Linked DNA regions of Homo sapiens: all the other regions are linked to region 3. A link is a loop called in an ENCODE intact Hi-C map of the cell type or tissue named here. Cell type or tissue: endothelial cell of umbilical vein. All regions are shown on one strand. Each heading gives the region's core, and the rest is flanking DNA. Links, peaks and the distances in the headings are about the cores only.

Evidence for each region. Hi-C counts contacts between places; a loop is a spot of excess contacts. Peaks named below come from ENCODE experiments on the same cell type or tissue, not always from the same donor. Only the 100,000 strongest peaks of a DNase experiment are listed, where the experiment ranks them.
Region 1: a loop joins it to region 3, with 2.6 times the contacts of the local background. A loop is called at or near these places in 5 of 110 quality-filtered maps.
Region 2: it touches region 3 in a loop (2.2-fold over the local background); 4 of 110 quality-filtered maps call a loop at or near these places.

Annotation. Positions count from the first base shown.
Region 1 is chr15:44,132,740-44,141,440 of GRCh38, reverse strand. All of the region lies in intron 1 of FRMD5 (FERM domain containing 5), which reads left to right. Among named protein-coding and RNA genes, the nearest start is that of FRMD5, 58 kb to the left of the region's middle. In endothelial cell of umbilical vein, for the core only: no CTCF peak of the experiment used is centred there; a DNase peak (open chromatin) is centred at 3,510; H3K27ac peaks cover 437 bases.
Region 2 is chr15:44,077,014-44,085,714 of GRCh38, reverse strand. All of the region lies in intron 1 of FRMD5 (FERM domain containing 5), which reads left to right. Among named protein-coding and RNA genes, the nearest start is that of FRMD5, 110 kb to the left of the region's middle. In endothelial cell of umbilical vein, for the core only: no CTCF peak of the experiment used is centred there; DNase peaks (open chromatin) are centred at 2,884 and 4,284; H3K27ac peaks cover 2,740 bases.
Region 3 is chr15:44,216,121-44,224,821 of GRCh38, reverse strand. No RefSeq gene overlaps it. Among named protein-coding and RNA genes, the nearest start is that of FRMD5, 25 kb to the right of the region's middle. In endothelial cell of umbilical vein, for the core only: a CTCF peak has its summit at 4,948 (motif pointing right); a DNase peak (open chromatin) is centred at 4,991.

The DNA of each region.
Region 1 (8,701 bases), core at 1,230-6,229, 82 kb after region 3:
TGTCTAGAACCAAATTTCTGTGTATGTACTTGACTGTTTCTGAATTATCTGTCCTGTCCATTGATCTGTTTGTCTACCCCTGGGCTAGTATCACACTCTTTTAATTATTTTGTCTTTTTCTTTCAAATTGTCTTGGCTATTTATTCTTCTATGTCAACTTTAGAATGAACTTGTCAACTTCTGTAAAATTTCCTTGTAGAATATTGATTTTTTTTGGCATAATTTGAAGAGAATTGATGTGGTTATCCATCAAGTATTCATGTTTGTGAACATAATATATTTCTCCATTCATGTTATTTTTGGAGGTTTTTAATATAATTGTGTACTTTCATCTGACAGTTTTACAAATTTTGTAGGATTTTTTCCACAGTTACCCTGTAGTGTTTATTGCTATTGTAATTGGTTTTTTTTAAAAAATTACATTTTCTAAGTTGGTTATTACGGTATGTAAGAGAACACTGTCAGTTTTTACAAGTTGATCTTATATCCAGCAACCCTGCTGAATCCTCTTTATTTTAATTGTAAATTCTTTTGGATTTTTTTTTTTTTTTTTTTTTTTTGAGACAGTCTCACTCTGTCACCCAGGCTAGAGTGCAATGATGTGATCTTGGATCATTGCAGCCTCGATCTCCTGGGCCCAAGCGACCCTCCTACCTCAGCCTCTTGAGTAGCTGGGACCACAGGCACGTGCCACTGTACCCAGCTAAATTTTTTTTGTATTTTTTGTAGAGTTGGGGTTTTGCCATGTTGCCCAGACTGGTCTCCAACTCTTGAGCTCAAGTGATCCACCTGCCTCGGCCTCCTAAAGTGCTGGGATTACAGGAACGAGTCACTGTGCCTGGCCTTTCTTGGATTTCTTATGAGAGCAATGATAGCATGCAAATAATGACATTTTTGATATTTCTTTTTTAATTCTTGTGCCTTTTATTTTTCTTCTTGCTTTATTGTATTGTCTGGGACCTCCAAAACAATGTTGTTTAGAAGTGGTGGTAACGGGTATCTTTATTATCTTCTTGACTACCCCTCTTTACACGTTTAGTTGTATTTTTACAAAGTTTTTTATATGGTAATTTCATTGTTGTTCAGTTTTAGTATTTCATAATATCTATTTAGATTTCCTCCCTATGAGTTTTTCTAGTACGTTATTTTCTCTATATATGATTATTTCTGTTTACTTTTTATTATTGATTTCTAATTTGCATTGTGCATAATGTGATTAGTATATTATTCTTAGAAATTAGTTGATACTATCTTTGAGACAATAGTAAATTTTTATAAATGTCTTATGTGCTTAAAGCCACTGTATATTCTTTTTCTGTTTAGCACAGTTTTATATCTATATGTGTGTATATATGTATACACACATATATGTATGTGGATATATACATAGACACAGACATGTATTGCATATGTGTATATATTTATGTGTATATATGTATATGTATAAGATCAGACTTACTGTTGTGTTCAGATTTGCTGTATCCTTGGGGAATTTTTGTCCATTTAGTCTGTGAGTTTCTGGTAACACAGTATTAAAGTCTCCCATCATGACTAGTTGTGTCAGTCTCTCCTTATTAATTGTATCTGCCATTGCTTCATATGCATTTGAGAGCTTATATTATTAATTGTATACTTTCATTCATTATAGCTTCTTTGAAGAGTATTCTTTTTTATCATTATGTCATGTCTTTTTTTTTTTTTTTTTTTTTTTTTGTAGAGACTGGGTCTCACTTTATTGCCCAGGCTGGTCTCCAAGTCCTGGGCTTAAGTGATCTTGCCCCCTCAGCCTCCCAAAGTGCTGGAATTACAGCATGAGCCACCATGCCTGGCCTGTAATGTCTTTTTTTATTCCAAATTTGTTTTTTATCTTAAGTTCTATTTTGTCTGTTAATGTTGTTATACCAGCTTTCTTTTGCACCTTCCTGATATATTTTTCACTGTCTATTTTCAAACTTTCTGCATCATTTTGGCTTAGACATGTCTCATAAGCAGTGTATAGTTGGATTAAAAAATTATTTTTGTGATTTTTTTCTTTTTCTATTCTGGCTTCTCAATAAGATTTTTTTTTAACTTAGTCTCATAGACTCTGTCTTTTAGTAGATGAAAGAAAGTGTGTGTGTGTGTGTGTGTGTGTGTGTGTGTAGAGAGAGGGGGAGCTATAGATGGTGTTTCTGTTCTTGTAATTGTTATTTCTAAGTTTTTAACATTCATAAATAATTATAAAAATTTCTATCAAAATTTAAAAGGATCTTAGTGTATTTGAACATCCCCTTTTCCTTTCTAGTTCCGCTTTTTAAAATGGCTTTACTGAGATACAATACACATACTATACGATTCACCCATTTAAAGTGTACAAGTCATTTTTTTAGTATATTCAGAATTGTGCAACCATTGCCACGATCTAATTTTACAACACTTTTGTCCCCTTAGTTTTGTCCCCCTTAAAAGAAATCCTGTGCTCACCAACAGTGCTGGCCTACTCCCCACTCTCTTTTCTGTCGCCCCAGTCATAGGCAGCCAGTAATCTACTTTCTGTCTCTTTAGATTTGTCTATTCTGAACATTTTATGTAAATGGAATTATATAATCTGTGGCTTTGTTCCTGGATTCTTTCACTTAGCATAATGTTTTCAAGGTTCATCCATGTTGCCACTTTTCTTTTCATCATAATCACTTTTAATCATAATTTATTTATAATCTGTAATTGGTTGCATTTGATAATAAATTTTATCAGTTTCTGTGACCACCAACCTGTCTTGCTTCCTTCTTTGGGCTCTTCTTTCTGAAGTATATTCTATGATATATCAGTTCTTTACTAAGAGTCTGTTAGTGTAACATGGTCATTGTAGGTTTTAAAATGTTTTTATTTTGCCTACATTCTTTATGATGGCTTAGCTGGGCATGGAATCCTAGCTTGAGAGTTCTTTTCTCCTAACATTTTAAACTTATAACTCCACTATCTTCAAGGCATCCATTATTGCTGATGAAGTGTTTGCTGTCAGTCTAATTGTTGTTTTTTGGTAGGTGATATTTCTTTATGGCACTTTGATGTTATGCAGTTTCACTATAATATGTCTAGGTGTGATTTATTTATGTTTATCCTGATTGGTACTGAGATTGCACTTTGAATCTCTATGTTTTATGGCTATTTTTCCTTTATATCCTTTGAGAATTCTAAATACTTATTTTAAGGTCATTTTCAGATTGTTTTATTATTTTCATTTTGTCTTGAGTGAATTCATCTACCAAATAGTTGATTTTATTGGTAATCGTGGTGTTAATTTTTTTCATGTATTTGGAATTTTGGCTTGAAAGCTTAACTCGAATGACAGTTGTTAACCAATATCATCATATCCTACCCAGCCTATCAGTTTTGTGGTTGCCTCCATCTGGTTCCTGTAGGTAACTCAGATTTCTGATCATTGTGATAATGGTAAATAGTACATATCTAGCCACTGAGCTAGCAAGTGGCTGGCTTAGATTTTGGTGCCTCCTGCCTGTTTTATTGTACAGTATGACATAACTGCTTTTTCCAGTGTCATTTCTGGAGTGCTGCCCACTTCCTGGCTTTAAGCAATGTGCCTGGCCTCAGTCCCCTGCCTTAAGTGAGACACCTTAAATTTTCATTGACCTACAGAAGTTGAACTCCTGACCATCTTTGCTTGCTTTCAGATATGGAACCCATTAGGCTTCACTGACTGCTTTCTGTTTCTGTTCCATTTATAGTCCTTGGAAATATTTATTCTAAATAATTACTATCATATAATCATATAATTTATTGTCATTTTGATGGATATGGCATGTATGATAGATGGGCTAATTTAGCATCTGTTTTAACCTCCTTCTGGTATGCCTTCCTGTGCTACAGTGACTGGAAAGTAAAAAGTACTAGTTAGGCTTCCTTACCTCTAGAGTTCCTGATATGATTCCGATTCCATTAATCATATTTACTTGCATGAGATTTGAATTCAGAATTGAGTCAGTGGGGAGAGGGTGGTAGGGCACAGAGCATTCATTTTGCTGATGCAGATCCAGTGGTTTGGCGTTTACAGTGTTTCTAATCCCCAAATTGCAGCCATGGGCTGCATTCCTCAGAGCCAGCAATTCTGGTGGGAGCTTATTGATCTAACTGAAGCTAAGGCAGTATGTTCTTGGAGACAGCAATCACACTGGTGGCTACCGAATTCCTGGACTGTGGCTAAGGAGGTGTGATCCTGTAGCCAGCACTTGGCACAGGAGTGCCTTGCTTCCTCAAGCTTTCCGATGGTGGCAGAGGTGGCAGTTCCTTTGGCAGGCCAGTTCTGTGTGGATTCTGAGTTACATTCCTTAAGGTCTAGCTTATAACCTCCTCCTCCAACTCTTACATTTATTTTATTAGCATCTAAGTGTTAGCACCTAAATATTAAATCTGATCCTGTTTAAAATATTAGAGGTTTTTTTATACCTGCAATTGAACTCTAACTAATATGGCAGCTATAATTTTCCTTTTTTAAGAATTTTTTTAATTTTTTATCTATCGCTGTTGTGTGAAGGGTGCAGGAGTTTGTATGTGTTGGGGTGTGTGACCTCAAAGTATGAACCTACACAGCCATTTTAACAAGAATTATCTGTTACTTATATTGTTTTTCAATTTCAAATGATTTCGTTTTGTTCCTTGGTATGTAAAACCATTATTGATTGCAAGGTTGTCTCAACCATAACATTGCAAAACTGAAATATAATGGCATGTGTTACCCTAGAAGAGGAGAAAGAAGGCAGTGTTTATTAGGATTTTAATGCAAAGTGATTGGCCTAAGGACATTTGGAAGATGCAACACATTTTTCTACCACTGCAAGGTAATAAAGGGTTGTGTTCCTTGACTATGATGAATTAATATGATCAAAAGTAGAAAATATCAACTAGCTACAAATAAATCTTACTCTCCCTCTTTTCTTTCTACTTTTATATTTTATCATAGCCAGTTTGTGACTTATGTGCCTAGAGAAATAAAGTCCTTCTCCAGAATTTATAGAATAAAAATATTAACTCTAGCCATCTTTGTGAAAGGGTTCTGGGATTTCTGACATTCCATTTTTATTAAAATATTATTTGCACCTGATAAGAAAAGTTTTATTTCAGGCCAGGCACCGTGGCTCACGCCTGTAATCTCAGCACTTTGGGAGGCTGAGGTGGGTGGATTGCTTAAACCCAGGAGTTTGTGACCACCGTGGACAACATGGTGAAACCCCGTCTCTACCAAACAAAACAAAACAAAACAAAAAATAGGCAGGTGTAGTGGCTCACCTCTGTAGTCCCAGCTACTCGGGAGACGGTGGTGGGAAGATCTGGGAGGTGAAGGTTGCAGTGAGCCAAGATGGCGCCACTGTACTCCAGCCTGGGTGACAGAGCCAGACCTTGTCTCAAGAAAAAAGAAAAGAAAAAAAGGGAAATGTTCTATTTAATAATTTTCCTGGCATTACTTACTGCGACCCAAAACTTAACTGGTGTCAGATTTGTATTTTAAATAATATTATGAATATAGTTCAGGAAATAAGCAAAAATATCCTGAAAATTTTATGCGTCTACTAACTTGTCTCCTTGTTGCCTTTGATTTGTAGTTTTTTTTTTTTTTTTTTTTGAGACAGAGTCTCACTCTGTCTCCCAGGCTGGAGTCAGTAGTGCGATCTCGGCTCACTGCAACCTCTACCTTCCGGATTCAAGCAATTCTCCTGCCTCAGCCTCCTGAGTAGCTGGGACTACAGGTGTGCACCACCACGCCTGGCTAATTTTTGTACTTTTAGTAGAGATGGGGTTTCACCATTGGCCAGGCTGGTCTTGAACTCCTGACCTTGTGATCCCCACTGCCTTGGCCTCCCAAAGTGCTGGAATTACAGGCGTGAGCCACCATGCCTGACCCAATTTGTAGTTATTTAAAAACTGATGTCAGAGTCACAACACAGAGAAATGTCTGTAATATAGTAAAATCTATAATAATTAGGCAATAAAACATGTCTATGTTATAATTGTAACTGAAAAATCAGGTATGCATAGGAATAGGTACTGTAAGGAAATATGAAAAAATTGGAAACAGCTGATGCTTTCTTAGAGGAAATAAAGCCAGTGGGGCTTGTTTTGTTCATAGTAGGCTTGTTTTGACTCCTAGTTTCTGAAATTTGCCTTTCCTTTTCTCCATTTGTGAAAACTTAGAAAAACATTTAACTCCAGGCTTCTGGCACTACTCTTGTTTTTTATAAGTTGTAAAAAATTATTGAGGGTGGTTGTATGAACCACACATCTTTACATTTTTTCAGTACTCTGAGGTATAGTTTGTATAGATTTGGGGATTCAAACTTTTTTAGAAATGAGAGTTCATTCCTGTCCTGAACTTGTAGCCTCCTAGCAGGTCCGTCTCCTTTCATGCTTATCCCTCAATAGTCTCTTTTCTACAGTAGCGAGAGTAACACTTTCAAAGTATGAGTCAGATCTTTCCACCTATTTCTTGTTGCTCTTTCCTTGTTCCCTCCATTCTAGCCCTAATCTTCTTGCTGTTTCTCACATAGGCATCTTGCCAACTCAGGGCCTTTGCATTTGCTATCGCCTCAGCTTGCAGGGTCTTTCTCCCATGGGTTGCACCCTCATTTAATTCAGGTCTGCATTCAAATGCCACCTTCTCAGAAAGGCTATCACTGACTAGCTAAAGTACACCTCTCGGGGCTGGGCGCGTTGGCTCGTGCCTGTAATCCCAGCACTTTGAGAGGCCGAGGAGGGTGGATCATTTGAGGTCGGGAGTACAAGACCAGCCTGGCCAACATGGTGAAACCCTGTCTCTACTAAAAATACAGAAATTAGCCAGACGATAGTGGCGCGCGCCTGTAATCCCAGCTACTCGGGAGGTTGAGGCAGGAGAATCTCTTGAGCCTGGGAGGCGGAGGTTGCAGTGAGCTGAGATCATGCCACTGCACTCCAGTCTGGGTGACAGAGCGAGACCCTGTCTCAAAAGAATAAAAATAAAATATACCTCTCTATCCTCTTACCTAGCTTTATTTTTTAAACAATTACCACACCCTTATTCTCCTCACTTTCTATGCCTCTAAGAAGCGCTGTTAATATTGCCCTCCATATTTTTCATGAGCCTTAGCTCATTTTGGGCCTTCACCTTCCAGATATTCTTTTGTAAGTATTTGTAAAGCTGGACGTGGTGATGCACACCTGTAGTTCTAGCTGTTCAGGAGGCTGAGGCAGGAGGATAGTTTGAGCTCAGGAGTTCCAGCTATGACTGTGCCACTGCACTCTCCAGCCTGGGCAACAGAGTGAGACCCTGTCTCAAAAAAAAAAACAAAGTATTTGCCAGTCTTTTGCATGTCTTGCTTTGGCCATCTGATTATTTTCCATCTATCTTTTGAACACATCTTTTAAAGTTTGGGTGCTTCAGAGAGTTCCTTGACCATCCATATTGGCTTATTTAGAGTTCTCTCCCTTTTATTCCTTTTCTTTTAGTTTTGATTTTTTCAGCCTTCTAGGGCTAAAATTATTATTATTATTTACAATCTCTGGACATTGGCTTATATCTGATTCTTCTCTGAACTTTTGTAATCTATTATTAAAAACTTTAAAACTCTTAAACTTTAATATGTATGCCTGATATGACCAGTGTTAATTTTTTGTGTGTGATTAAATACTTGAATTTTATATAGGCTTCTTCTTCTTTTTCCTAGAGTTTTGTTATCGTTACAACACCAACCTATTCTTTCTGGTTTGTCAGAATTAAGTTCTATTTAGCATCTTTTCTTTCTTTATTTTTTCTTTTTAAATAAGTAGTTTTAAAGATTCCTCACAGACATAGTTAAGAATTCTATCTTTTTTCAGTTTTTTTTTTTTTTTTTTTGAGACAGATTCTCACTCTGTTGCCCAGGCTTGGAGTGCAGTGGTGCGATCTCAGCTCACTGAAAGCTCTGCCTCCCAGGTTCATGCCATTCTCCTGCCTCAGCCTCCCAAGTAGCTGGGACTACAAGCACCTGCCACCACGCCTGGCTAATTTTTTGTATTTTTAGTAGACACGGGGTTTCACCGTGTTAGCCAGGATGGTCTCGATCTCCTGACCTTGTGATCTGCCTGCCTCGGCCTCCCAAAGTGCTGGGATTACAGATGTGAGCCACCGTGCCCGGCCTTTTCAGTTTTTTATAGTACTAAAATACATATAAAATTTGCCATTTTAATCATTTTTTTGTTTTGTTTTGATTTTTTTTTTTGAGACGGAGTCTCGCAGTGTCGCCAGGCTGGAGTGCAGTGGCGCGATCTCAGCTCACTGCAATCTCCGACTCCCTGGTTCAAGGGATTCTCCTGCCTAATCATTTTTAAGTGTCATCATTTTTAAGTTCAGTGGTATTAAATACATTCATGTGGCTGGGCATGATGGCTCATGCCTGTAATCCCAGCACTTTGGGAGGCCAAGATGGGCGGATCACAAGGTCAGGAGTTTGAGACCATCCCGGCTAACGTGGTGAAACCCCATCTCTACTAAAAGTACAAAAATTAGCCAGGCATGGTGGCAAGCACTTGTAGTCCCAGCTACTCGGGAGGCAAGGCTGAGGCAGGAGAATTGCTTGAACCCGGGAGACGGAGGTTGCAGTGAGCCAAGATTGTGTCACTGTACTCCAGCCTGGGCAACAGGGCGAGACTCTGTCTCAAAAAAATAAATACATACATACATACATACATACAT
Region 2 (8,701 bases), core at 2,030-7,029, 140 kb after region 3:
TACTGCTGGTAGAGTAATTTTTCTAAAATGCAAAATTAACCATTGCTTCCCTATTTTATATTTTCTTACAACTCTCTATGCCTATAAGATAATGCCCAGACTTGGTTTGAGATACCCCTCTTTGGCTTCTCTTGCCCTATGTGGCTCCTTATCAAGACCAGTATTGGCATCCTAACCACCCACAGGGCTGCCATAGTATCAGGTCATTTGCTTTCTCTTCTGTTTTCTTACTTAATTTTTCTACTTTGACCTATGAGTCGTTGCCTTATCTTCTTGAAAACTTAGCTATGTATTTTTAAAAAATGTTTGCTATATTTTATTCTGAAGTTTCTTTGAGTTTTGTTGGCAGAGGCTTTTTAGGTTATCTGGTCTACCCTATTGACAGAAATAAGTCTTTTTTATATTTCTTGTCTAATCTCCTGTCTTTCCACTTTGCTTCTCAAATAGGAGTTAGGGCTAGAAGTGAGTTCAGTGTATCTTTATATTCCTAGGCTCTAGAACATAGTGCTTATATAATATCTATTTAATGAATATTCTCCAAACCACATTGTTTATTTGGAATACCTGTTCACCTTTTAAAATTCACAACAAACTGATTGTTGCAATTGCCAAATAAGAATCTATATAAATGACAGCTGCTGAGTGAAGTTTGTACGTAGGGGAACATTTCCTGGTAGCCATATTAGATTTCCATAGGTAAATCTCTTGGTGCTCAGATCACAGTCATTTGTGTGTAATGATATCTGGATGTGGTTTATACCACACCCCCAGATTGCTTCCCCAGATTGTATATCAAAGTCACGATCTTTTGGCAGAATTATAATTGCCCATGGGGAATGGTGGCCTCTGAGTTTCATAGCTCAGGGATGTATTGTTGGAGCTGCTGTCAGTTTTTCACTAGAGATATAACAATTGAAGTGTCTTACATTTCTATAGTTCTTTTTAAAAAACAAATTTGAGATACAACACATACCATTTAAAGTGTACAATTTAAATTTAAAGTGTACAATTCAATGGAATAAAAGCTAAAGGATTATTAGCCTGGAGAAGAGAGAAAACTTATAAGAATGTGACAGCTTCCTCCAGTATTAGAAGGTCTATCATGTGGATAATATACAAAAAAGGTTTAAGTCTGTGCTGTGTTGCCCCAGAGGGAAGAACCAGGAAGTTGCAAGGAGATAGATTTATATCAACATTTATATCTGAATTCATATCAGAAGAATTTCTAACAGTTGGCATTAGTTGAAAATAAAGTGGGCTGCCTCGGGAGTTCATAAAACTCTCCAACAATAATAGTATCCAAACAGGAGCAAGATGACTGGTAGTGGGGAATTCTGTAATGGTGATTCAGGCATCCCATGGGTTGTATTAGGTGATTTCTGCGGTCTCTTTCTACCATGAGAGATTGATTCTTTGAAGGCTAGAGAAAACAAAGGGAGAAGAAGTTTACAGCTTGCAAAACAGGGGGTATGTATAATGTAAAGATAGGTGTGTTATCATCTTCTTGAAATTTGGTAGTCAAAACATAAAATTTGAGATTAGCCGCCTCATTATATAGGTGGGACATTCAGATACAGAGGTTATTAAACATTGCCCAAGGTCAAATAGCCAGTCAGTGGCAGAGTTGGAACTAGATTCCCTATTGTTTTAAGACAAATAATGGAATTATTCATTTTAATAATTAAGATAAAAATAATTTACTGGATGGAAAAACTGACAGGTCCAAGACTAGGTTATGACCACATCCTTAATGTATTATTAATGAAAGGTAGGTATGTTCAGGATACCTTTCAAGCCTTTTGAGGATAAGATCAAACAGTACAAATGACAAGCTTTACTACAAAACTTACCCTGGTGCTGCTGACAGAAAGAAGATATTGAACTGAATGAACCACTGATTTAACACACAATGGCTTTTAAACTGTGTATGTCTTTATGTCTTTTCTCTGTTTGCTTTTATCATTGTTTTTGAATGTTTTATTATTTCCATAGTTTGATCCCATGTGTCCCGTTTTATTCCAAGTCCACTTTTATCTCAGCGTCTTGAATGGTTAACACAAACAACAAATGCATTAAACAGCAAGGCATTGTAACTTCTAACATCAATAACAGTAAAAGCAGTAAGACATTCAAGAACAATGAAATAAAAGCAGTGGGGGAAAAAATCCTGGGTTCAGTTGAAGCTCGGCTAGGTGTATATCAGCCAGTAGTGAAGCTTGAGCAGGATCACAGAGGTTAGAAACAATTGTTCCAGACTATGAATGGACAGCAATTCTGTCCTCCAAATTTAAACACATAGCATTAAAATATTACAATTAGTAACCATGCAAGACTGGCATGAGAAAATGAAATCTAATCTTGATCCTTGTTTTAAATATTTTAAGAGGAGTTTATCAAATAAATTTTCTTGCTTTAGTGGATGCATTTAGAAGAAATGGGACCATATAGATTTGTCCTGTGAGATTACATGTCTTCATCTTCTTCCTAGCATACCAAAGAGAGTAGGATATTTGCATATTTCCAGTTCTCTTTTCACTTTCTAAAAATCACATGAAATATCCTGTGATATTTATATATGACCACTGAGGTCCAAAGGTAAAAGAAGGGCATTTTAATCTGTCTTTTAAGGCATATAATCAGAAAGTGTTTGAGAAGCTTGTCATGAATTATGAGCACTTTCAGTGAATCACGTACAGAGTATTTTCAGCACAAAATCCTGTGAAATTTAGGTTCATAATTGCATCACACTCCTTTGGTACCATTGTTGGAGTCAGAATTCACTTGGGAAAACACTGACTTAATTGGCAAACTTTATCTCTTCTTCCTTCAGTACACCTGCAAAGTGCTTATCATAATAGGAATTATGCTTGTTCCAAGGAGAAGCTATCCTTGTGAATTAGCCAATTAGCTAGTGTTTCATATCTTATCTTTCATTCCCAAGCCTGTGATTTTTTTCCTCTAAGTACCAACATTTATTTGTGAGCTTGCAAATTGAAATGTATGTATTCCTTTCCTTGACATCTCATCACTGTGTAATATGACCTTCAGCTATGCTTTTAGGAAATGATTATGTATGTCTGAGTTAAAAAAATATCTTCAGACTGTTTGTGGAAACTGATTTTTTAAAACAAATTTTAAAGGAACTTCCTGTCTCATAGAATTTCTTGGCATATAAAACAAGGGAGTCTTCAATAGAAATGAAAGAATACTGAATGCAATTTGTACAAAACAGCATATTTGGCTGTCAATTATGGACAAAATCACCAGAAATCAAACACCTGGTCTCTCCAGGGAGGAGGACTGATTGTCACATAGCAAGAATACTGGCTGACCTAGCATAGTTCAATATATGGGGTGGAGAGTATCTCACCACCAGAAAAGTCATTTGAGAATACATTTAAAAATATATTAGTTTGGTTTTGCCAGTGCAGACTTATTCTCGATTAGCAGATAGAGTGTTTTTGAAGGAGATTTGCTGCAACCTTTAAACTCAACTTTTCCCCTCTGTGTTCCGATATGAGCTAGTGGCGTATGGGGACCCTTACCTTTGTTTTGTAGAGTTAATGTGAGCAAGAAAGAATTTGTGTGAAATTTTGAACAGTCATAAGAATTTTGGTATTTATAAAAATAAAAAATTCAATTTATTTTTGAAAATAAATTGTTCTACTGTCCCTAAAGTACCAAGAAAATGAAAGAATTTTTGGGAAAAGCAGGTCTCAGAATAATTTCACAGCCAATTGCCATTTCTTGGATCATGAAAGGCCTTAGGATATTGGTGTTGACGTTTTGGGTTCACTTTTCTTCTTCATTGTCCTCTGAGGCTGTCTATATGTAGCAGATGGACCAGATTGTGGCACAGCTGACCTGTTAATTTTCACTATTTCCATTATTAGAAACTTTCACTGGTTATGTCGCAATTTACATTAGCCACAAAAATGGCCAAAATGGGTAGATTTTTAAATTACCTTGTAAGCTATTCATTTATGGCCCCAAAATGCAGACAAAATGTCAGTTCAGAATTTTATTTGAGGAGGATATAAATCAGTTTGAACAATAATTTTAAATACATATTAATAATTCTTTTTATTAATCCTCTGAGTTCCAAAGCACAGAGAAAGAATCCCATAGGATCTCAGTAAACGTGAAATATAAGTAAACGACTGGACCATAGTTCATTTTTGTGTGTGAAAGAATATAACTTGTGTCTTCCTGGTGTTTATTATTTCTGGCTTGTTACTGGATTCCACCTAAAAGTTTCTGTTTCCTGAAATAGTTGATCCCAGATCTCTTTATGAATCACAATGCCGATTTGCTTTTCTTTCTGTATGTGTAACAGAGAACTTTGTGGTAACACATAGACTTTCCCAAGTTCATAGTTGAGGATTTTAAGCAGTCAGTAAAGACAGAAAATTAAAGGAGAGAAAATCCAGAACAAGCTGTTCAAAACTAATCAGTAGGAAATTATGTAAACTTAATTAACTAGGGCATCAAGGGAAGGGCTATGGAGTGTAATGAATTTTTTTTAGAAATGAGGCAAAGCAGCCAAACTAAAATAGGGTTAGTTGAAGTGTTCCCAAAAGGGAAGGAGGGAATATCCTTCCTGCATAAGGAGCCTTCCTTGACCTCCTGCCTTATTTTTGGCTGTGAATCTCTATGCCATGATCCTCAGTGGGGTAGGTATGCAAGGAGAGTATGGTGCCAAATGAACAACAACAAAAAAAATCTCATTTGTATTATTTATTGAATGATGCTCATATAGTAAAATGGAGACTGAAATATAGGCATTATGGCCTAGTCGCAAACCTCTGACCTTCCATTTGCAAATGAACCAAAATGATTAGCCAAGATTTAGAGGAAATTCATAAATTTCACATCTAGGTAGACCAGCTGGAGAAAGACTTGAGGGTTCTCTGTCTAGGACTCAATTCAGTTCAATTTTTAAAAAATTTATTGAAGACCTACCTGTTCTGTTAAAAATGATGTGCTAATGCTGCATGGAACAAATAGCTGAGTGAGGTGTTTCATTGCCTTTTAAGAGTGTATAATCTATTATGGAGAAAGAGACAAGTATACAAACAATAAGCATACCAGAAAGTGGTACAAAATAATACTCCTATGTCTGAAGACTCCTAAACGTCTTTTCCTAGTCTCATTTTCTCTTGTAAGCCCCAGATCTGAGTAGTCAACTGCCTTTTGGACCTCTCCCATCAACTTTTGAGTAGAGAAATGTAAACTTTCCATTTCTGATTACTTCAAAGGTAGATTTAGAAATGTAGATACACATACAAAAATGGAGTGTTTTCTCAAAGCTATCATTTATTTGGGTTGCAAATGTAGAATTCAGGTGTTTTAGGCACACACGAGAACTGATCATTGTTATATATACGTACATAATCCCATATACCTACAAACCCTTTATGACAAGGACAGATTGTAAAACACAGTACTGTCAAATTTTGGAAGACAAAGAATGCATATATGAACTCTTAATTTAAAATTGGGTTTGGAAATTCAAACAAAATTAAAGGAGATAAAAAGTTTTATTTTCTTATTCCTTTATAGCCTCAGTCACATGCTTCACTTTTTTTAGTTGTGGTAAAATATATATATAACATAAGCATTTTAACCATTTTTAGGTATAAAGTACAGTGGCATTAACAACATTCACATTGTTGTGCTAACATCACTGCCATTCATCCCCAGCACTTTTAAATCTTCCCAAACTGAAACTCTGTATCCATTAAATAGTAGCTCCCCATTCTATTTTCTGTCTCTGTGAATTTATTCTAGATACCTCATATAAGTGTAATCATACAATATTCGTCCTTTTGTGTCTGGCTTATTCCACCAAGAATAGTGTTGTCAAGGTCCATCCATCTTGTAGCATGAGTTAGAATTGCCTTCCTTTTTAAGACTGAATAATATTCCATTTCCTTTCAAGGCTGAGCAATATTCCATTTTGTGTATATACCACATTTTGTTTATCCATCAGTCAATGGACATTTGGATTGTTTCCACTATTTGCCTATTGTGAATAATACTGCTATGAACATGGGTGTACAAATATCCATTGAAGTCCCTGCTTTCAGTTCTTTTGGGTATATACCCAGAAGTGCAATTGCTAGATCATATGGGTATAGTTATCATATGGGTATACTTACCCAGATGGGTTTTGTTTTATTGTTTAAGAGACAAGTTCAATGTTGCCCAGGCTGGCCTTGAACTCCTTGGCTCCAATGGATCATCTTGCTTCAGCCTTCCACTTAGTTGGGACTACAGGCCAGGTAGACCAGCACCCAGCTCAATTGCTGGATCATATGATACTTTTATGTTTACTTTTTTGAGGAGCCACTATACTATTTTCCACAGTGGCTGCACCATTTTACATTCCCACGAGGAAAGTGCAGGCATTCTAATTTCTCCATATCCTTGACAACATTTGTTACCTTGTTTTGGGTTTTTTTTTGATAATAGTCATCCAAATAGGTGTGAAGTGGTATCTCACTGTAATTTTGATTTGCATTTTCCTAATGGATTAGTGATTTTGAATATCTTTTCGTGTGCTTATTGGCCATCTGTTTATCTTTGATGGAGAAATATCTATTCAAGTCCTTTACCTATTTTTTAATTGGGATGTTTTTTGTTATTGGGTTATAGGAGTTCTCTATATATCTGAATGTCAATTGCTTATTAGATATGTGATTTGCAAATATTTTCTCCCATTCTGTGGCTTGCCTTTTACTCTGTTGATTATGTCCTTTGGCAGACTTTGATAGTGCCCTTTGTTAATTTTGATGAAGTCCAATTTATCTGTTTTTGCTTTGGTGGTCTAAGAAATTTCCAAATCTAATGGCATGAAATTTTTTCCCTATGTTTTCTTCTAAGAGTTTTATAGTTTGGGCTCCTATATGTAGATCTTTGATGCACTTTGAATTAATTTTTGTATATTGTATAACATAAGGATCCAAGTTTATTCTTTTGCATGTGGATATCCCAAAGCCATTTGTTGAAAAGACTTCCTTTACCCATTAAATGGTCTTGGCATTCTTGTTGAAAAATAATTTGGCCATTGGCTTATTTCTCATAGCATAATGTTTTATTTCTGGGCTCTATTTTATTCCTTTGGTCTATATGTCTGTTCTTATGCAGTACAGTACCACACTGTTTTGATTATGGTAGCTTTCTAGTAAGTTTTGAAATCAGGAAATGTGAGACATCAATTTGCTTTTCTTTTATAAGATTGTTTTGACTCTGGGATTCTTGAGATTCTATGTGAATTATAGGACAGTAACATACTTTTACTTGTGGTCTTTGAAGTATTTTATAGGAAGTCCTCTATGACATTTTTATATAAAAACTCCTTTTGAAGTAATCCTCTCTAGTTCATCTAAGTTTAGGATAAATGGCAGGGTCTGATAATTTAAGCCAGTATAGGGCTACATGGTATTATTTAAACCCTTAGGGGGAATAAAAGATTACAGGATAAAGAATTTGAAAAGATATTTTCTTTGTAGAGAAAAAGAAGGAAACCACATTTGAAAAAACAGTTATCATGCCTTTTGAATTTTTTAAAAGTTTGATTGGAAAGCATTCAGCTATTCAGCATTTGCCTTTAGCAAAGGTTTTAGATTGACTCCCCTCCCACCCATTCTCAATAATCTTATTTTTTGCTTTGTAAATGAATAAGCTTTGGGGATTTTATTCTGCAATGTATAAGATATGTATGTAATATAGACATAAAAAATATACATAGTTTAACCACTTTAACAAGCTGTAAAAATCCAAATCTTCAGGGGCTACCTTTTGTTATTTAAGGATGTATAAATCATGAGAGCTTTTAGATAAGTCCTTCTCATCTTCATGAGCTTCATGTAATCTAGCACAGTTACTTTCCATAGCAGATGTTTGATAATTGTTTTTTAGTGAAATTTTAATAAGAATTTTATGTCTGTTTTTTCTTGTTCAATAATAGGTAGTATTTGAAGGAACTTTTCTGGCTTAGTTACTTCATACATCCAGTCACTTCGTTTCCTCCCCTATCTGTTTGAAGGAAAGGTGCTTACTAAATTTGTTAGTGATCACATTTTTTTGAATTTTCTGGATTCACTCATTTTTATTAAAAGGTAAAAAGTTAGTATTTTCCCATCAATATTTGTATTTATTTGAATTATCAAATTTCTTTTGCTTTGAACTTAAGCATGCTGCAGTCATTGTTGTCTTCTTTTTTAATCTTGCAGTTATTTATCATTTCTTTTTGTAATCTCTTACAGTTTTGGTTTAGTTTTTTGACAATGCAGTTGAATATATTCTCCATGTGTTTAAGAACATTTTAAATAAGTGCCCATTTCTTTGTAATGATTTTTCTCAGAAACAAACAAATCCTCAAGCTACTCTAGTAATATTCCTACTCCAGAGTAGTACACCATAGCTCTTGAGAAGAAAAGGAAAAATAATAGTTTCTGTGTGTTTTAAGTGGAAAGTAGTTTCTTTGATTTACATGAACATTAAGGCATGATAGGTAATGACAATTTATTCCTAAAATGTATTCAGTTACCCATTGACATGGATATGTCATAACCTGTTATGCTTGACTTATAGATTTCCCCAGGGAAAATGTTCCAAGAGAGTGAGCAAAAGAAATGTTTTCTGGGGAAAGTATCAAGGCGAGAGTGTTGTTATTTCAGACATCACAACATTTCCC
Region 3 (8,701 bases), core at 2,291-7,290:
ATTAGAAGGGAACATAATTTAGTCTGAGTAGTTGGGGAAAGCTTCCTGGAAAAAGTAACACTTAAACTGAGATTTAAAGGATAGTACCAGCCTGGTGCTTTGGCTCATGCCTGTAATCCCAGCATTTTGGGAGGCTGGGGTGGGAGAATTACCTGAGCTCAGGAGTTCGAGAACAGACTGGGCAACATAGCAAAACCTTGTCTTTACTAAAAAAACTAAAAAATAATAAAAAATTAGTTGGGCATGGTGGTGTATGCCTATAGTCCCAGCTACCAGGAAGGTTGAGGTGGAAGGATTGCTTGAGCCTGGAAGATGGAGGCTGCAGTGAGCCATCATTGCACCACTGCACTCCCACCTGGGCTACAGAGCAAGACCCTGTGTCAAAAACAAACACACAAACAAACAAATAAACAATAAAAAAAAGTAGGAACCAAAAAGATGAAAATGGGAAGGGAACTGAAAGAGGACAGAAACAGGACAGGAACAGTATCTAAGAAAGCTAAGACTTTAGAAATAATGACATGTTCTTAGTACTGAAAAAAGTCAAGGTTGTGGGAATTTAATAAATGAGGAGGAAAGTGGCACCATGTGAGCCTGTAGAAGCAGACAGCAGCTGAATCACGCTGTCCTAAGAATTTATGATTTTATCCTAGGGGCAGTAGGAAGTAATTGGAGGTTTTAATAAGGGAAATGAGGAGGTCAGAATTATGTTTGTAAAAGCACATGTTGGCTTGGCGCGGGGCTCCAGTCTGTAATCCCAGCACTTTTGGAGGCCGAGGTGGGTGGATCACAGATCAAGAGATAGAGACCATCCTGGCCAACAGAATAGGCAGGAGAATCACTTGAACCCGGGAGGCAAAGGTTGCAGTGAGCTGAGATGGTGCCACTGAACTCCAGCCTGGGCGACAGCGTGAGACTCTGTCTCAAAAAAATAAAAATAAAAAAATAAAAGCACATGTTTGCTGTAATATGAATGTATCTGAGACACAAGAGTTTGTTATTTGTTTATTTTGGTGGGAGGTGGTTTTATTTGTTGTTTGCAATTATTCAGGCAAGAGACTGTGGTAACTTAGACCCTTAGATATTTGCATCCCCTACAAGGTCGAGTACAAGTGTTTGTTTCCAGTGTCATTAATAAATGTTTTTTGAACTGAAGTAAATTAATTGGCTCATAAGTATAAACTCCAAGACACTACAGTCATCAGGAACAAACACTTTTATTTTTTTTTTTGAGATGGAGACTCGTTCTGTCACCCAGGCTGGAATGCAGTGGTGTGATCTCAGCTCACTGCAAACTCCGCCTCCCAGATTCAAGCGATTCTCCTGCCTCAGCCTCCCGAGTAGCTGGGATTACAGGCACATGCCACCATGCCTGGCTACTTTTTTTTTTTTTTTTTTGAGACAGAGTTTCCCTCTTTTGCCCAGGCTGTAGTACAATGGCGCCATCCTGGCTCACCGCAACCTCCGCCTCCCAGGTTCAAGAGATTCTCCTGCCTCACCATCCCTAGTAGCTGGGATTAGAGGCATGTGCTACCATGCCCAGCTAATTTTGTATTTTTTCAGTAGGGTTTCTCCATGTTGACCTGGCTGGTTTCGAACTCCTGACCTCAGGTGATCTGCCCACCTCAGCCTCCCAAAGTGCTGGGATTACAGGTGTGAGCCACTGCGCCTGGCCTAATTTTTGTATTTTTAGTAGAGACAGAGTTTTGCCATCTTGGGCAGGCCGGTCTCAAACTCCTGATCTCAGGTTATCCACCCACCTCAGCCTCCCAAAGTTCTGGGATTACAGGTGTGAGCCACCCTGCCCGGCCATGGATCAAACACTTTTCTTTTTTTGAGACAGAGTCTCGCTCTGTCACCCAGGCTGGAGTGCAGCGGCGTGATCTCAGCTCACTGCAACCTTCGCCTCCCAGGTTCAAGCGATTCTCCTGCCCCAGCCTCCTGAGTAGCAGGGGGAACAAACACTTTTAAATACCTGGGCATTCTTCTCCAAGTGACCTCAGGTCTGTGATTCCAGGTTTCACTAAGTCCAGAGCAAATAATAATTTCTTCTCTAGTGGTCCCTGAAGATCCTGTATCAGGAAGAAAACACTGTAACTAAAACTACTGCCAGTCTCATTTTACAGGAAACTTCTCTATAAACGTCACTTGTTAAGTACTGGTGGAAATGACATTCCTTTCAGTTCAAGAAAGGAAGCTCATTCTTTCTCATTAGTTGCCTCCTGCTTTGGTTGCTAATGTTTCAATGTATGCAAATAAAATCTCTCCCTTACCTTACTTCATAAAACAACAGGTTATGCTTTTAATTTTTTGTGAGGTTAGAAAATCTGTCTAGGTGTAATATTTGGTAATCTTGTGTCAGATTACTTTTATGCTTAGTAATTTTTAAAATTTTCAAGATAGCCATTTATCATCAAAATGGGAAGTGTGTGTGGGTATGAATAAGCACGATTAAAGAAAACAGGCCATGGCCGGGTGCAATGGCTCATGCCTGTAATCTCAGCACTTTGGGGGGCCGAGGTAGGTGGATCACTTGAGGCCAGGATTTCGAGACTAGCCTGGCCAACATGGTGAAACCCTGTCTCTACTAAAAAAATATAAAAAATTAGCCGGGCATAGTGGCGCATGCTTGTAGTCCCAGCTACTCAGGAGGCTGAGGCAGGAGAATCGCTTGAACCCAGGAGACGGAGGTTGCAGTGAGCCAAGATCGTGCCATTGCACTCCAGCCTGAGCAACAAGAGTGAAACTCCATCTCAAAAAAGAAAAGGAAAGAACAGATGAGCAGATATTTAAGGAAAATAGCTAGTTATGAAGCATAATTATTCAGGACAGCTGTGAGATACACATGCGTGCACACACACACACACACACACACACACACACACACCTCTTCTTTCAGATACCAAATAGAGACATGATTAAGTTTCTTTTCAGTGTGACAAAGCAAAGTTGATCCCATTTCCTTCAAACCTACTCGGTTTTCTTATCTATAAAATGGAGATAATACTGTTTACTTCATGAGGCTGTAAGGATTAAATATGTTACATAAAATAACAAGTAAGTACAGTAAATGTTTAATCAATTAAATAATACATAGAAAAAATACTAAGATACTCTACATATCTAGACGCCTTCTCCATACAACCTTAAAGACTTGATATTATTAGGAATGTTTACATTATGAATTGGACTAAGGAACATTTTTAGACAAACTTGAAGTAGTTGCAATTAGTCTTTGGTTCACCTTCCTGCCCCTTTGTGTTCAGGTTCATCCTCTTCTGTATTCACATTCCTGGTGTCCACATGATGGTTTCTAATTGCTTGTTGCTTTCCTTTTTGCAGTCTATTCAGAACTTATTTCTCTGAAAGTATTTCATGACACAGTGTACTCCAAAATGAGGTGTCTTTTTTTCTAACTCTGTTTTTTGTTTTTGAGGCAGAATTTTGCTCTTGTTGCCCAGGCTGGAGTGTAATGGCACGACCTCGGCCTTCTGCAACCTCCATCTCCCAGGTTCAAGCAATTCTCCTTCCTCAGACTCCTCAGTAGCTGGGACTACAGGTGCACATCACCAGATCTGGCTAATTTTTTTGTATTTTTGGTAGATACAGGGTTTCACCATGTTGGCCAGGCTTGTCTCAAACTCCTGACCTCAAGTGATTCGCCCACCTTGGCCTCCTAAAGTGCTGGAATTACAGGTATGAGCCACCACACTCGGCCATTTCTAACTCTGTTTAAACTTTCAACCTCTTCAAAAGGCTCAACTTAGCTAGGCGTTAGGAAGCAAGTGCTCTTACTAAGCTAATTTGAATCAAAGCATTTGGTTAATTTAATCTTTACGCATATTTACAGTTGAGAAAGGACAGTCATTAACCCCAGTGACAATGATTTTGTAGTGGAATTTTAGGCTCTGTAAAGGAGATGTTTTTTAGGTCAGGCAATAATTTAACTGGCAGTAATTCTCAATCTTAGTTGCACTTTGGAATCATTTGAGAAGCTTTTAAAAGATGCCTATTGCCGAGACCCACCCCCAGAGAGTCTAATATAATTGGTCTGGGGTGAGGATCAGAAAGTGGAATTTTTAAAGCTCCCCAGATGGATTCTAATGTGCAGCTATGTTTAAGAACTATCAGGTTAGAATAACCCTGTTTTGATTTAACCTCATTACTAAAAGGTTTTCATTTTTCTATTATGTGAGTCACATACACATTGATTACTATACCTGACAAAAGAAGGTTGGGAAAAGTTTAATGGGACAATATAGAGCATTAATTGTAATTTAAGTGTCATCAAATTCACCTCCCACATTTTACTAATGAAGAAAAAAATTCAAATGGTTAAACTTACAGAGATAGTTAGAGGTGGAGCCAGGGCAAACTTTAAATGACTTAAACAATAGAATATTTTTTAGGATATATTAAAATATCCTAGATTTTTTTTCACTTTTTGAAATTTAATTTAATTAATTTTCTAACGGGCTAAATTTATTTTAAAATAAGAGTCATTCATGCAAATGGCAAAATTCAAACAATTCAAAAAAGTACAAAGTAGAAAAGCACAGGTTAAGGCCAGGCGCGGTGGCTCATGCCTGTAATCCCAGCACTTTGGGAGGCTGACGCGGGTGGATCACCTGAGGTCACGAGTTCGAGACCAGCCTGGCCAACATGGTGAAACCCCGTCTCTACCCAAAATACAAAAATTAGCTGGGCGTGGTGGCAGTTGCCTGTAATCCCAGCTACTCGGGAGGCTGAGGCAGGAGAATTGCTTGAACCTGGGAGGTAGAGGTTGCAGTGAGTCGAGATAGTGCCATTGCACTCCAGCCTGGTGGACAAGAGTGAGACTGCCTCTCCAAAAAAAAGAAAAAAAAAAAAAAAAAAGCAGAGGTTACTTTTCTTTGTTGCCATTTCTGCCACAAAGAATATAACTATTGTCTTCCACAAGGCGGCAGTATTGCTTACTCTTCAACAATCTCCCCATGGCCAGACAGTGACTGCCAGAGTCGACTATGAATATTCAAGTCATTCTCCCAGTGACTGAATCAGTCCCTGGTACTGAAATGCCAGGTCAAAGCCAGATTCCCGTCATGAGAAAAACCAAAAGTGAACAAAGAACTGCACCAGATAGAGCTGTAACTGTGTGGATAAACAGTAGGAAATAGGTTAGGGACGGAGAGAACCAAATGAAGCACAGGGCAGTGGGTTGCCGCCCAGAAAACTTCTATCAATTTCCTATCTCCATGGAGGAACTGCAACAGCTAGGGTCAGTTTTGAGAAAGCGTGCATCCAATTGTGTCATGCACAGAATTTTCTCTTTACAATGAACTGGACCCAGTCAATTCAAGGGTTTCCACAGTATCCCTCATGGCTCCAGAAGTCTCTAGGCTACTAGAAAAGACCTGGATCTTTCAATAGTGCCCTTCCCCAAAAAGAGTTGGGGAGATCATGTTTGAGTTTCCCAACCTTGTAGATTTCCAGCAGGAACAGGTGATAAAAAGCACAGATGGTCCTGTTTTGGTCATTAAATTCTAGCGACATATGGTGAGGAGAATGCTTTTTAGACTTTCTATGTGAGATCACATATCTACTGGAATAAAACGTTTGTTACTGGTGACATCTTTAGGATCCTGAGAGAATGACCCTTCTCTGTGACATTCAATAATATGCTTCTCCATGACCTAGGAGAGGACAGAACTGAAGAAAGTAGTAAGTGATGGAATTGTAGAAAGGAAAACTCTTCGTCTCCTCAAATCCTTGAGATCATTGCAGCAGGGATAGGGGCAGGGGCAGAAGCAGAGGCAAGGAATGGACTATGACAGAAAAGGTTTGTGTGAGGGACAGTTACTAAGAGTGAAGCTTTGTTCCCAAGGTAAACCCAGACAAACCACAGAGAAAGAAGAATGTGGGAAACACATTATGGAATTTGCAAGATACGTCTCTAATTATTATGGATCTATTGTGATGTGATCTACTGTTTGGGGTCCTTCAAAGTAATGGGTATAGAGCCTAGAACACAGGACCAAGAACCAGCATTTTTTTTTTTTTTTCTAATCAAGAGTCTTTCTAAAAGCTGCTGAGCTCTTAGACCAACTTTGTAGTTTAGACAGTCTTTTGGTAACTAATGGGAATTGTTGTACCTAATTACAACAATGGAGAGAAATACCATACTAAATACTTTGAGTCATAATGTCAATCAGTTTAAGTTAAATCTTTACTTTCCACAAGCATTATTTCTTTTTTTTTGAGATGGAGTCTCGCTCTGTCCCCCAGGCTGGAGTGCAGTGGCGGGATCTCAGCTCACTGCAAGCTCTGCCTTCCTGGTTCACACCATTCTCCTGCCTCAGCCTCCCGAGTAGCTGGGACAACAGGCGCCTGCCACCATGCCCGGCTACTTTTTTGTATTTTTAATAGAGACGGGGTTTCACCGTGTTAGCCAGGATGGTCTCGATCTCCTGACCTCGTGATCCGCCCGCCTTGGCCTCCCAAAGTGTTGGGATTACAGGCGTGAGCCACTGCGACCAGCCAGCATTACTTCTTTTAGTGACCCCTGGCTACTTCTAAATGATGTGCCTGATTTCAACTATGAATTTCCACTTTTTTTTTCCGTGCTGTATCCAAACTTCATTCTGGATTACAGTGCTTGGCAATATGTCCAATGATCATGGTTTGTAACGGGAAAAATCCTGGCTATTGCCTTCATAAGGCTTAGACATCTTATATAGTCCTGGCAGAACTTTTATTGATAAACAAAAACAACAACAAAAACCCAGGATGTTGACCTGCATTTTCTAGGTTTGAAGTTAAAACAAATTTTGCACAGGCTATATAATTTAGTCAATGGGCACTCCCAAACCTCAGACTGGAAATATGAAACCCGGTTAAAAGCCAATAAAGAAAACCTGATGTGATCCCAGAGCTAATTAGGAGAATCTACTAAAAACATTCTTGTTAATAATGCAAGTGCTGGGCTCGTTGTCACAGTGTTAGAAGAACCGTAACTGTGTTCTCTCTCTCTCTCTCTTCTTTTTTTTTGAGACGGAGTCTGGCTCTGTTGCCCAGGCTGGAGTGCAGTGGTGCGATCTCGGCTCACTGAAAGCTCCGCCTCCCGGGTTCACGCCATTCTCCCGCCTCAGCCTCCTGAGTAGCTGGGACTATAGGCACCAACCACCACACCCGGCTAATTTTGTTTTTGTATTTTTAGTGGAGACGGGGTTTCACCGTGTTATCCAGGATGGTCTCGGTCTCCTGACCTCATGATCCGCCTGCCTCGGCCACCCAAAGTGCTGGGATTACAGACATGAGCCACCACACCCAGCCACTGTGTCCTCTTAATTCCACCTCAATTTTAAGTGAAAGATGGGCATACAAATCAGAAGGAAATAGCATTGCCAGTGCCATGTTATGCCCTACCTTGGTCTGGAGCCAGGTGCACGATAACCAGAAGATCAGCTCTTACTGGCCAATGGGAGTGTTTATGTCTCTTAATCACAGTGGACATGTCTGAGAGACTGCCGGCTCTAGTAGACTGCTCACTGATACCTGGTTCCTCTTCATGTGGAAAGATCACAATAACCTGTCCTGTTGAGCTCAGATGTCACCATGTGAGTTGCTTTGGCCATTGAAATGTGAGTGGAAGCTCTGGGGGTTCCTCTGGCAGAAGTTTTAAGAGCCAGAGCATGCTTTTTCATGGTCTGCTTTTCCTCTGCCATGGTTACCAATAACATTCCAGACAGAAGTTGCTCTGGCAGTCTGGGTGCCAAAGTGAAAATAATGATGGAGAGAGCAGAGCAACTTTGCTGACCTCCAATGCACATGTGGTGTGAATGAGATGTAAGCTTTTGCTTTTTTAAGGTTGTTTGTCACTGTAGCACAACCCTACATCATACATTCTCAATGGGAGAGGTTTCACCCCATGGAAGGCAAAAATTGGCCTTTTTTTTTTTTTGAGACGGAGTTTTGTTCTTGTTGCCCAGGCTGGAGTGCAATGGCGTGGTCTTGGCTCACTGCAACCTCCACCTCCTCGGTTCAAGCAATTCTCCTGCCTCAGCCTCCCAAGAAGCTGGGATTACAAGTGCCCGCCACCATGTCAGCTGATTTTTTTTTTTTTTTTTTTTGTATTTTTAGTAGAGATGGGGTTTCACCATGTTGGCCAGGCTGGTCTCGAACTCCTGACCTCAAATGATCCACCCACCTTGGCCTCCCAAAGTGCTGGGATTACAGGCGTGAGCCACCGTGCCCGGGCTTTTTTTTTTTTTTTAAATGTTATAAAACTCAGATGTGCTGGGTGTGGTGGCTCATGCAACATAGTGAGCCCTAATCCCTTAACAAACAAATAAGACAATTAGCCACGTGTAGTGGCCTGCACCTGCAATCCCAGCTACTTGAGAGACTGAGACAGGAGGATTTTTGAGCCCCCCAAATAAAAAAAACAAAAACAAAACACACAGATGTTATTGTATATATAGTACACAAATAGATATACTATATATTAAATATTTATGGGGGGATGATTAGGAAAAAAGTCTAAAAAGGCTCCTTGAGAGGTGATAATGAAATAAAGGTTGAGTAACATTGGTCTATAATGGTCAGGTTATCTTCATCAAATCTAATTTAGGGGGTTCTCAGCTCTAGTGGAACATTTAAGTCTTTTGGAGAGCTTTTTAAAAACACTGATATCCAAGTCTAGTTCCCAGAAATTCTAATTTAA